Linked DNA regions of Mus musculus: region 1 is linked to region 2. Evidence: chromatin loops called from intact Hi-C (ENCODE). Cell type or tissue: heart. All regions are shown on one strand. Links, peaks and the distances in the headings refer to the core of each region. The heading gives the core; the rest is flanking DNA. Region 1 holds the start of Hsbp1 (heat shock factor binding protein 1). Region 2 holds the start of Mlycd (malonyl-CoA decarboxylase).

Evidence for each region. A loop is a pair of places that touch in the nucleus more often than their neighbours do. Peaks named below come from ENCODE experiments on the same cell type or tissue, not always from the same donor. Only the 100,000 strongest peaks of a DNase experiment are listed, where the experiment ranks them.
Region 1: it touches region 2 in a loop (2.3-fold over the local background); 4 of 42 quality-filtered maps call a loop at or near these places.

The regions. Positions count from the first base shown.
Region 1 is chr8:119,343,364-119,347,749 of GRCm38, reverse strand. Hsbp1 (heat shock factor binding protein 1) reads right to left here and starts at 3,212. Exons shown (of 4, transcript NM_024219.1): 1 at 3,130-3,212; 2 at 2,748-2,814; 3 at 2,017-2,137. The coding sequence starts at 3,174. The coding sequence ends at 2,019. In heart, for the core only: a CTCF peak has its summit at 1,864 (motif pointing right); a DNase peak (open chromatin) is centred at 3,299; H3K4me3 peaks cover 2,171 bases; H3K27ac peaks cover 1,705 bases.
Region 2 is chr8:119,392,978-119,397,363 of GRCm38, reverse strand. It overlaps Mlycd (malonyl-CoA decarboxylase), which reads right to left and starts at 2,470. Exons shown (of 5, transcript NM_019966.3): 1 at 1,894-2,470. The coding sequence starts at 2,418. In heart, for the core only: no CTCF peak of the experiment used is centred there; DNase peaks (open chromatin) are centred at 1,803, 2,523 and 3,063; H3K4me3 peaks cover 2,127 bases; H3K27ac peaks cover 1,679 bases.

The sequences.
Region 1 (4,386 bases), core at 131-4,130, 50 kb after region 2:
TTACGGCTCTAAGAGCTGAGCCACGTCTCTAGCCTCGTATTTAGACATCTTTATTCAGAGTTCTGACTCTACTTCCTGTTTCCATTTCCTTCTTTGTATATACCCATCCGGTGAACATCTTTAATCCTACAATCTTTCAGTTTCCTGCCGTAACGCAGCAGAGCTCCCTGGCAGCTCCAAGGCCCACTGTATACTTCAGCTCCTCTCTGGACAGGACTGGCTGCAATATAGCACATGACTCACGGTGAGGCAGCCCAGCATGTCGGTCACTACCTGACCTTCCCAGCCCCGAAGAGTCTCTTGGATTCCAACCTCTATTATAGTCACTGAAAAGTTGGTTCCAGCCCACGCTCAGAAAATAAGATGGGGGCTAAGAATCAGCCATTATATATGATCTTGATATTCTCATACTAAATCCTTGGTAAACTTCATTAAGAAATTAGGACTCTGCAGATGGTAAAAGTGAGGCCCACCTTTAATCCCAGCACTTGAGGCAGAGGCAGAGGCAGAGGCAGGTGGAGCTCTTTGAGTCTGAGGCCGTTCTGGTCTATACAGCAAGTTCTAGGCCAACAAGGCAGGGTTGCATAAGATTACGTCTCAAGAAAAAAACAAAAAAGTGCCTCTCCCCCAACAAGCACAGGTGCAGGCTACAAGAAGAAATTCACCTCAGTAGGTGGTTTTAGAGTAAAGGCGTCAAGTTTACAGTAAAAATCACACACACGCACATCTCTAGGACTTAAGATATCTATGCTCATGAAGGTGGCTTGAGTTCTCCACTATTTCCAAAAACAAAGCAATGAGCTATTTCAGTGGTAAGGGCAGGGCACCAAAACCACATGCCCCAAACTGCCATCATCCAGTGGTCCTCAGTGAGCAGCTTACCGGATAGACATGTGTCCGAGTCCCACGTATGTCCATGCAGGGCCTAGGGTTCGAGTGAGGCCCAACACAAACTGTTAACGTACTTAAAATGAAACCGTCATGGGACGGACAAGGCTCATCAATTGAGAGCACTTTTGCTCTTGGAGAGGACCTAGGTTTGGTTCCCAGCACCCATGTGGTGGCAAGTGCTGCCTGTAACTCCAGTTCCAGGAGAACCGATGCCTTCTTCTGGCCTCCCATGGCATGAGGAACATATGCAGGTAAAACACTCATATGTAAATAAGTCTTTTAACAAAAGTCAATTTCAGGGCTGGTGAGCTGGCTCAGAGGTTAAGAGCACTGACTGCTCTTCCAGAGGTCCTGAGTTCAAATCCCAGAAACCACACGGTGGCTCACAACCATCTGTAATGGGATCTGATGCCCTCTTCTGGTGTGTCTGAAGAGAGTGACAGCGTACATGAATGAAAGAAAGAAATAAAGAAAGAAAGAAAGAAAGGAAGGAAGGAAGGAAAAATCAATCTCATTTTTTTTTTTTTTTTTTTTTTTTTTTTGGTTTTTCGAGATTGGGTTTCTCTGTGTAGCCCTGGCTGTCCTGGAGCTCACTTTGTAGACCAGGCTGGCCTCGAACTCTGAAATCTGCCTGCCTCTGCCTCCCAAGTGCTGGGATTAGGTGGGAATTTCATAGCTGACATCGTGCTATGAGGAAAAAGATTGGCACATGCCTGGCACTGATACAGTAAGTTTGAAGTAATACAACTCGGAAATGTGAAATCTACCCAAGGAACTAGTTTGGCATGGAACATTTCTTTTCTTTTTAAAGATTTATTTATTTTACGTATATGAGTACGCTGTAGCTGTACAGATGGTTGTGAGCCTTCACGTGGTTGTTGGGAATTGAATTTAGGACCTGTGCTCGCTCAGGTCGGCCTGAAGATTTATTATTATAGATAAGTACACTGTAGCTGTCTACAGACTCACCAGAAGAGGGCGTCAGATCTCACTTCGGGTGGTATTTCAAAAACTTGGGAGTTCACCGGTGGGGAGGAGAGAGGTCTCCTGATAACCGATCAACGACACCCCCCCACCCCGTCGCACTGACGGGCGTTTTACGCTGAGGTAACCCCCCCCCCTCACCTTCAACTCTTCTGGGCAGTAGGAATCTTGTTTTCAGGGTCCAGTTCTTCTACTCCAGCCTGGGTCATGAGGTCAGCGATATTCTTCTCCAGGTCGTCAATCCGACTGCTCATGTCATCTAGTGGCACAGTTAAAGAGCCCGCACGGCAGCATCACCTCACCTCGGCCTCTCCCCCCCAGGCCCCCGCCCACTGGTTTAAACAGCTGCTTCCCCAGTTTCATCTGGCTACAGTGACAGCCTGGCGGTCGGGGTTCGGGGGGACTGGGGTGAGTTTTCTTCCCTACACCTCCAACTCTAGAAGTACTCCCAGACAACGGTTACCATGCAAACCCCTTTACTGGTGTTCTGGAGGGGCACCAACAAGGGCTTGGGGTAGGTCTCGCTGTGTCTCTGGCTCTTGGCACAGTCCTCCACGGGAACACAATATAGCCAAGATCAGGAAAGACACTTCTAAGTGGGGACGGGGAAAAGGCTCGGCCGTTAAGAGCACGCGAGGCTCCTGCAGAGGGCACGAGTGTACTGGGCAGTTCACAACCGCCTGTTACTCCAGCTCCAGGGGATCCAACGCCTCTGGTCTCAGTCACTCCCAGTACCCCCTTATACATATAATTAAAAATAATAAACCCTTTGTAAAAAAAAAGGCAATTTCTAAATGACTAACTGAAATCTGTTTGTAAACCACCCCGCTCACCCCCACAGTTAAGAAACTGCCTCCAAATCAAAAGGATATTCCTTCCGATGATCTGGTCTGACATGATCTGAAACTTGTCTTGCATCTGCTGCAAGAGCGTCTCCACCTAAGAGAAACCAGGACAAGTCAGCCGATCCCAACCTATGCCGAGACCCCCTTCCTGGGACCGGCGTTGGGGAGCCGAGGACGCAGGCATGAAGGGGGGGTGGGGTGGTGGTGGTTCCCGGCTGGAGTGTGAGGCCTTCAGCAAGGGCCTGCCAGCTCGGATCGGTGTCCCTGCGGGTCAGGTCCGGAGGGTCCGGGTCGGGGCCGACCGGAGGGCGAGCCCCGCAGGTGCGCGGGCCGAGGCCGCTGGCCACACCCCACGCCAGGGCCGAGAGCGGCCCCGGGGTGTCCAGGCCCATATGAGGCTGCCGCTTACCACCAAGGTGATGTCCTGCATGGTCTTGGGGTCCGTCTCGGCCATCTCCCCGGTGCCCAGCTTGGCGGCGATGTCTCGGAACCGTCACCTACACTTCGGTTTCTCGGCGCAGACGCCCACAAGCCGACAGTTCTCGCGACTACACGGTCACGGGACCGCGAGGCATTGTGGGTGTTGTAGTTTCTGCCACGCACCGGAAGGTCCTAGGAGGCTTCAGATTGTCCTGCCTGCGGATAAGCTACGCCCCCCAGTTCTTAGCTCCGCCTTCATCTTCCGCCCAGTTCCACCCTGAAGGCTGAACCGAGAGGAAGAGGAGGAGAAAACGCCGGAAATGGACCAAAATTGTGGGGATTAGCGTTGGCTTCTTCCATGGATGTAGTTAGGCACTCAGGCCTTGCAAGGCGAAGCCGGTGACGAGCTTGCTTCAAAGTCTGACACTGTGAGTTCAATCTCTGTGATCCACATGTTGGAAGCAGAAACTCGATTCCCACAAATTGTGTGTGCACTGCTGTGACATGCATGCATACACACATAAACATACACACAAAATAAGAAAGTGTTCTGTTACTACTAAAAAACATTAGGGGGCTGGAGAGATGGCTCAGCGGTTAAGAGCACTCACTGCTCTTCCAGAGGACCCGGGTTCTATTCCCAGCACCCACAGGGTAGCTCACAACTCCAAATCTAGGAGACCCAACAACCTCACACAGACAAAACACAGTGCAGGCAGTGGAGGAGGCTGGGATAGAATATCGTGGTCATTTGAATACAAATGGCCCCATAGGCCCATAGGGACTGGCCCTATTAGGAGGTTTGGCCTTGTTGGAGTAGGTGTGACCTTGTTGGAGGAGGTGTGTCACTAGGAGGCGGACTTTGGGGTTTCAGAAGTTCAAGCCTGGCCAGTGTCCTGCTGTGTGTGGATCCAGATGTAGAACTCTCAGCTCCTCTTCCAGCACCATGTCTGCCTGCACATGCCATGCTTCCTGTCATGATGATAGTGGACTAGTCCTCTGAACTGTAAGCCAGCCCCAGTTAAATATTTTCTTTTATGAGAGTTGTTGTGGGTATGGTGTCTCTTCACAGCAATAGATGTCCTAACTAAGACAGATCCAATTCTTTACATTTATGGACTGGAGTGGGGGTGTCTCTGAGTCTAGCAAACCAGTGAAGGTACGCGGCGTTAGGATATAAGGTCCGATTGTTCCACCCTACCTTGGGGCTGTTATAGGGAGTTGGGCAGCTTAAGGAAGACTCTAG
Region 2 (4,386 bases), core at 74-4,073:
TCCTGCCTTGGCTTCCTCCATGATGGTCTGTAATATGGAAGCCAAGTCAACACTTTTCTCCCTAAGTTGCTTTGGTCAGAATGTTCTGTCACAGCAAAGGAAAGCAAACTGAGATACTTCCTAAAAAAAGCACAGCATTTAAGAAGGTCCTGGGAGTTAGGTAGCAGTGGTACACGCCTTTAATGCAGCACTCAGGAGGCAGAGGCAGGAAGATCTCTCCGCTTGAGGCCTGCCTGGCTTACAGAGTAAGTTCCAGGATAGCCAGGACTACATAGAGAAACCCTGTCTCAAACAAACAAGGTCCTAAGGGACTACACAGTCAGCTTTAAAGCCTTGTGAGCAAAACTGGTATTTCTGTCCTCACCTGAGTGGCCTTGTCAACACAGGTACCTGCACACTAAACTCACAGGACACCTACAGTGACACCTGCTGGGTGTGCTGTGCTGATAATGGGGAGCCTGTGCCTGTATAAGGCAGAGGAGACTTGTGGGTAGGGCGTAGTCTGTACCTTATACTTCAGTTTGCTGTGATCCTAAAACTGCTGTAAACATGGTCTGTCTTGTAAAAGAGACTGTGCAGGGCTGAAGAAATAACTCAGTCAATTAGGAGCTTTCCTGAATTTGATCCCTGGTACTAGTGATTTAAAAGTGGTGGGGGTGGGGTGGGAGGTTGCCAGAGATACTGTTCAAAGTAAGAGCACTGACTGGTCTTGCAGAGGAACTGGGTTTGGGTCCCAGCATCCACAGGGCAGCTTTCAACCGGCTGTAATTCCAGTTCCAGAGGATATGATACACTTTTCTGGCCTAGGTAGGCACTGCATGCATCTGTATACAGGCAAGCAGAACACTGGTATATATAATCTTTAAAAGAAAGGCCACTATATTTAGTGACACACTTTGTTTGCTGGCATTGGGAAGATGGGACAGGAATATTTCTGGGGCTTACTGAGCAGTTTACCTAATCTAACTGGTGAGTCTCAAGTCTCAGTGAGAGACCCTGACTCATATTAATCCCTTAACTACACCAAGGGTTAAGCAATCAAAATGAGAAGTCTGTAAACCTGCACATAGCAGTGCAAAGGAGCCTGGATCAGGGGATGTATATCTGAAGTCTTGGACAGCTCATCACCTCAGCGTGTCATGTCCTTCACTCTAAAGGAGATAGGTGTCAACCGAAAGGACAGAATGGAAGTAAAAATGGCCATGCCTGTTTCAAGCAGGTCAGGAAAAAAGCAGATGAGGCTTTGAACACTGGGGACTTCTGAAATGGTGATATCATTGTGTATGAACTCAGGGTCAATGCTCCTCTTTATTGAATATTAATGGCTGGCAGCTATGCTAGACAATCCTTTGGGTCTCAGCTATATACACCTCCGTTATCTGTACGCTACATGATATCGCTGGGTAAGCTGCTGACTAGCACAGGTACTAAAAAGTCAACTTAGGATCACTGCGTCTGGGGCTGGGGGTTTGGAATCAAATCTCTTGTCCAAAGTCAGATTGCAGAAAGAGGACTGGAGGCTTTAGAGACCCAGGCGGTGGTGACCTTGACTTTTGGCCATGTTTGTGCATTTCGTGTAACCTGTTAGGGTGATGGACGTTCGTGGGAGGTGCCCAAACTTTGCCCAAAGCCGTGTTCCATCCTTGTTCAAGAACAGCGCAGTTAAAACTAGAGCTATTTTGGAGTAAGCGCAATGGGTGTCACACCCGACAGTGACCCCCGAGGATAGTGCTACGAACCACGCAGTAAGCACCGTGGTATCTGAGGCCGGCGAGGTGGCTGCAGGGGCATGGGTAAGGGTCTGGGGAGTGGGGAGTGGGAAGTGGGCAGGGCCCCGGGGCGGTGGCGGGGGGCGGCGGCCCCGGGGTCGCGGTGGCCCGGGCGGGGCCTTACCCGGACGTGCGGCCCCTCCACCAGCTTGAGGGCCTGCGCCTCCAGCAGATCGGCCCGCAGCTGCACCAAGAAGCGCACGCCGCCGTCCAGCTTGCTGATGTGATGGAAGAGGCCGCGATACCGCGGCACGAGCGCGTAGCGCAACCGGTCCTCCGCCTGCAGCAGCACGGCCGCCTCGCGCGCCTGCTGGCGCAGCTGCAGCACCCCGGCGCTCTGCTCGGCCACCTGGCCGTGGTCCACGCCGAAGCCCTGAGCCAGGCGGCCGAGCAGCTCGGCGCGCTGGGACGCCTCGGCCAGGCCGCCGTAGAAGCTCACGAAGTCGGCGCACTGGCCCTCGGCGGGCGCCGGCGTCTTCTCGCGCAGCTCGTAGGCCGGCGTCGGGGGCACGGCTCGCCGCAGCAGCTCGTCCATGGCGCTGGCCGCGAGCCCGCCGCACAGCCGACGTCCCCGGGGCCCCGGAGGCCGCGGCGGGGACCGCAGTGGGAGCAGGCGCCGAGCCCTCAAGCCTGGCCCGAGGCCTCGCATGACAGCTCCGCGACAGCTGCTAGCGGGAGACGCCACTGGAGAGCGGGCCTCTGCCTCGCTTCCGGCTCCGGCTTCCGGTTTCTCGCCGGCCCCATTGGCCGAGGCCGGACGGCGGACGGAGACATTGGCCAATCGGGGGGTAGAACGGCGGGGGAGGGGCGAGGTGGCTTTCTCAGGCCGGAGGCCAAGTGCAGCCAAAGGTCCCCGGAACCCGGTAGCCCCGGGGCACCTGACTCGCCCTCTTGGCTTGCATCCTTACACCTGTTCTGAGAGTCACCGCCTCAGTCCCTTTCCCCACTACGCACGCGCTTCTCTTGATCTGAGAGCTTGACATCTCAGCTCTTCCCGGGACCGTGCTATGCACGCAGCCTCCTGTGCTAGGGTTCGGATCTAGCGTAGGTGAGGAGCTGAGAAATTTAAGGTTGCATGCTGGACTAGGTCTCCTAGGAATGGGGATGGCTCATTTGATAAAGTGATTGAGAACTTGAGTTCATATCCAGAACCCATGGGAAAACGCTTGTAGTCCTAGCTCAGGGAGGTGGACAAGAGCCAGCCAGTCCAGATAACAAGGTAAGTCTAGGTCAGCCAGAGACCCTATCTCCAAACCAACCAAACAAAAAGTATGCGGGTAGCGCCATCACTCGAGGTGTCTTCTGGCTTCCAGAACCACACATGTACATACGTGCACCCCCACACGTGTGTACAAGGAAATGTATATGCACATGTACACACCAAGCATGTAATTCTCAGAGTAATTCTCTGACTTGACATTTTGACCCTGTCCCGACCCGCGGACAGTAGAACAGGGTCTCTCCCAACAGACCCTCCCTAGGTACTCTCTGGCTCATGTCAAGAATCCCACCCAGACAGAACTGCTGGAGACCCAGCCCATGCCTCCTGCTGCATCCTAGAGCTTCCGTCTGGTCATGCCGGAAATGGGTATAGGAAGAATCTCTTCCCTACCAGCTTCCTTGCTGGGCCTCATTCATTCATTCATTCATTCATTCTTTCAGTGAAATGATTTTCAATTGTTTGGTGAGTTCCAGGCCCACCCTAGGCTTGCATTTGAAATAGCCCTGCTCATTCTCCTTCAGTTTACCATCTGAGGGAGGGAGTCACATTAAAATAACTGCAAAAAGGAATCAGACTGGTAGAGTAGGCTCTGTATGGATTCAGCTTGATATGATGACAGTCATCTTGGATCCAGACTGTTGTGACTGTCCTAGAGAAACCACAGTTCATTTTTTGGTGCATGGTTTCTCTTCAAACTATCGATAGACCAAATCCCAAGAATGACGTCTGGGACCTTACAACCGGATCCAGGCTCCAACCTGTACCTGGCTCTTTGATAAGAACTTAAGATGGACCACGTGCCTTCCAGCTAGGGGGAAAGTCACTTTATCCTAACTCGAGTCTGTGACTCTCTTTCTGACCCATGTGGTAGGATCCAGTTTGGCTTTGCTGTCTACCAAGACTATACATTTGAGTAAGTTCTCCAATAAACTGTACCCTTCCATTCTTCATCTGCCTCTGTCTTTAGTACCACAGCACCTCAGGCCTGCCCGTGGATGCTGGGACCTGCCCTTTTGGAAGAGTTTGCCATAGTGGGTAGGATATCCAGGAACAGCCTATCATGCGAGAGCAGACACTGGTTATGGACCATGAACAATGCAAGCCACCAGGTCTATTCTTCTAGCTCAAACACATGACTTATAACTCTCCTGCCAGCCGGGTGTGATGGCGCACACCTTTAATCCCAGCACTTGGGAGGCAGAGGCAGGTGGATTTCTGAGTTCAGGCCAGCCTGGTCTACAGAGTGGGTTCCAGGACAGCTGGGACTACACAGAGAAACCCTGTCTCGGAAAAACAAAAATACCCCCAAAACTCTCCTGCCCTGCCCTCCACTGCAGTATCCAAATGTCACCGATTTCAGCCTCTATCTGGCCCACTGCTTCTGTGGCTCCTGTC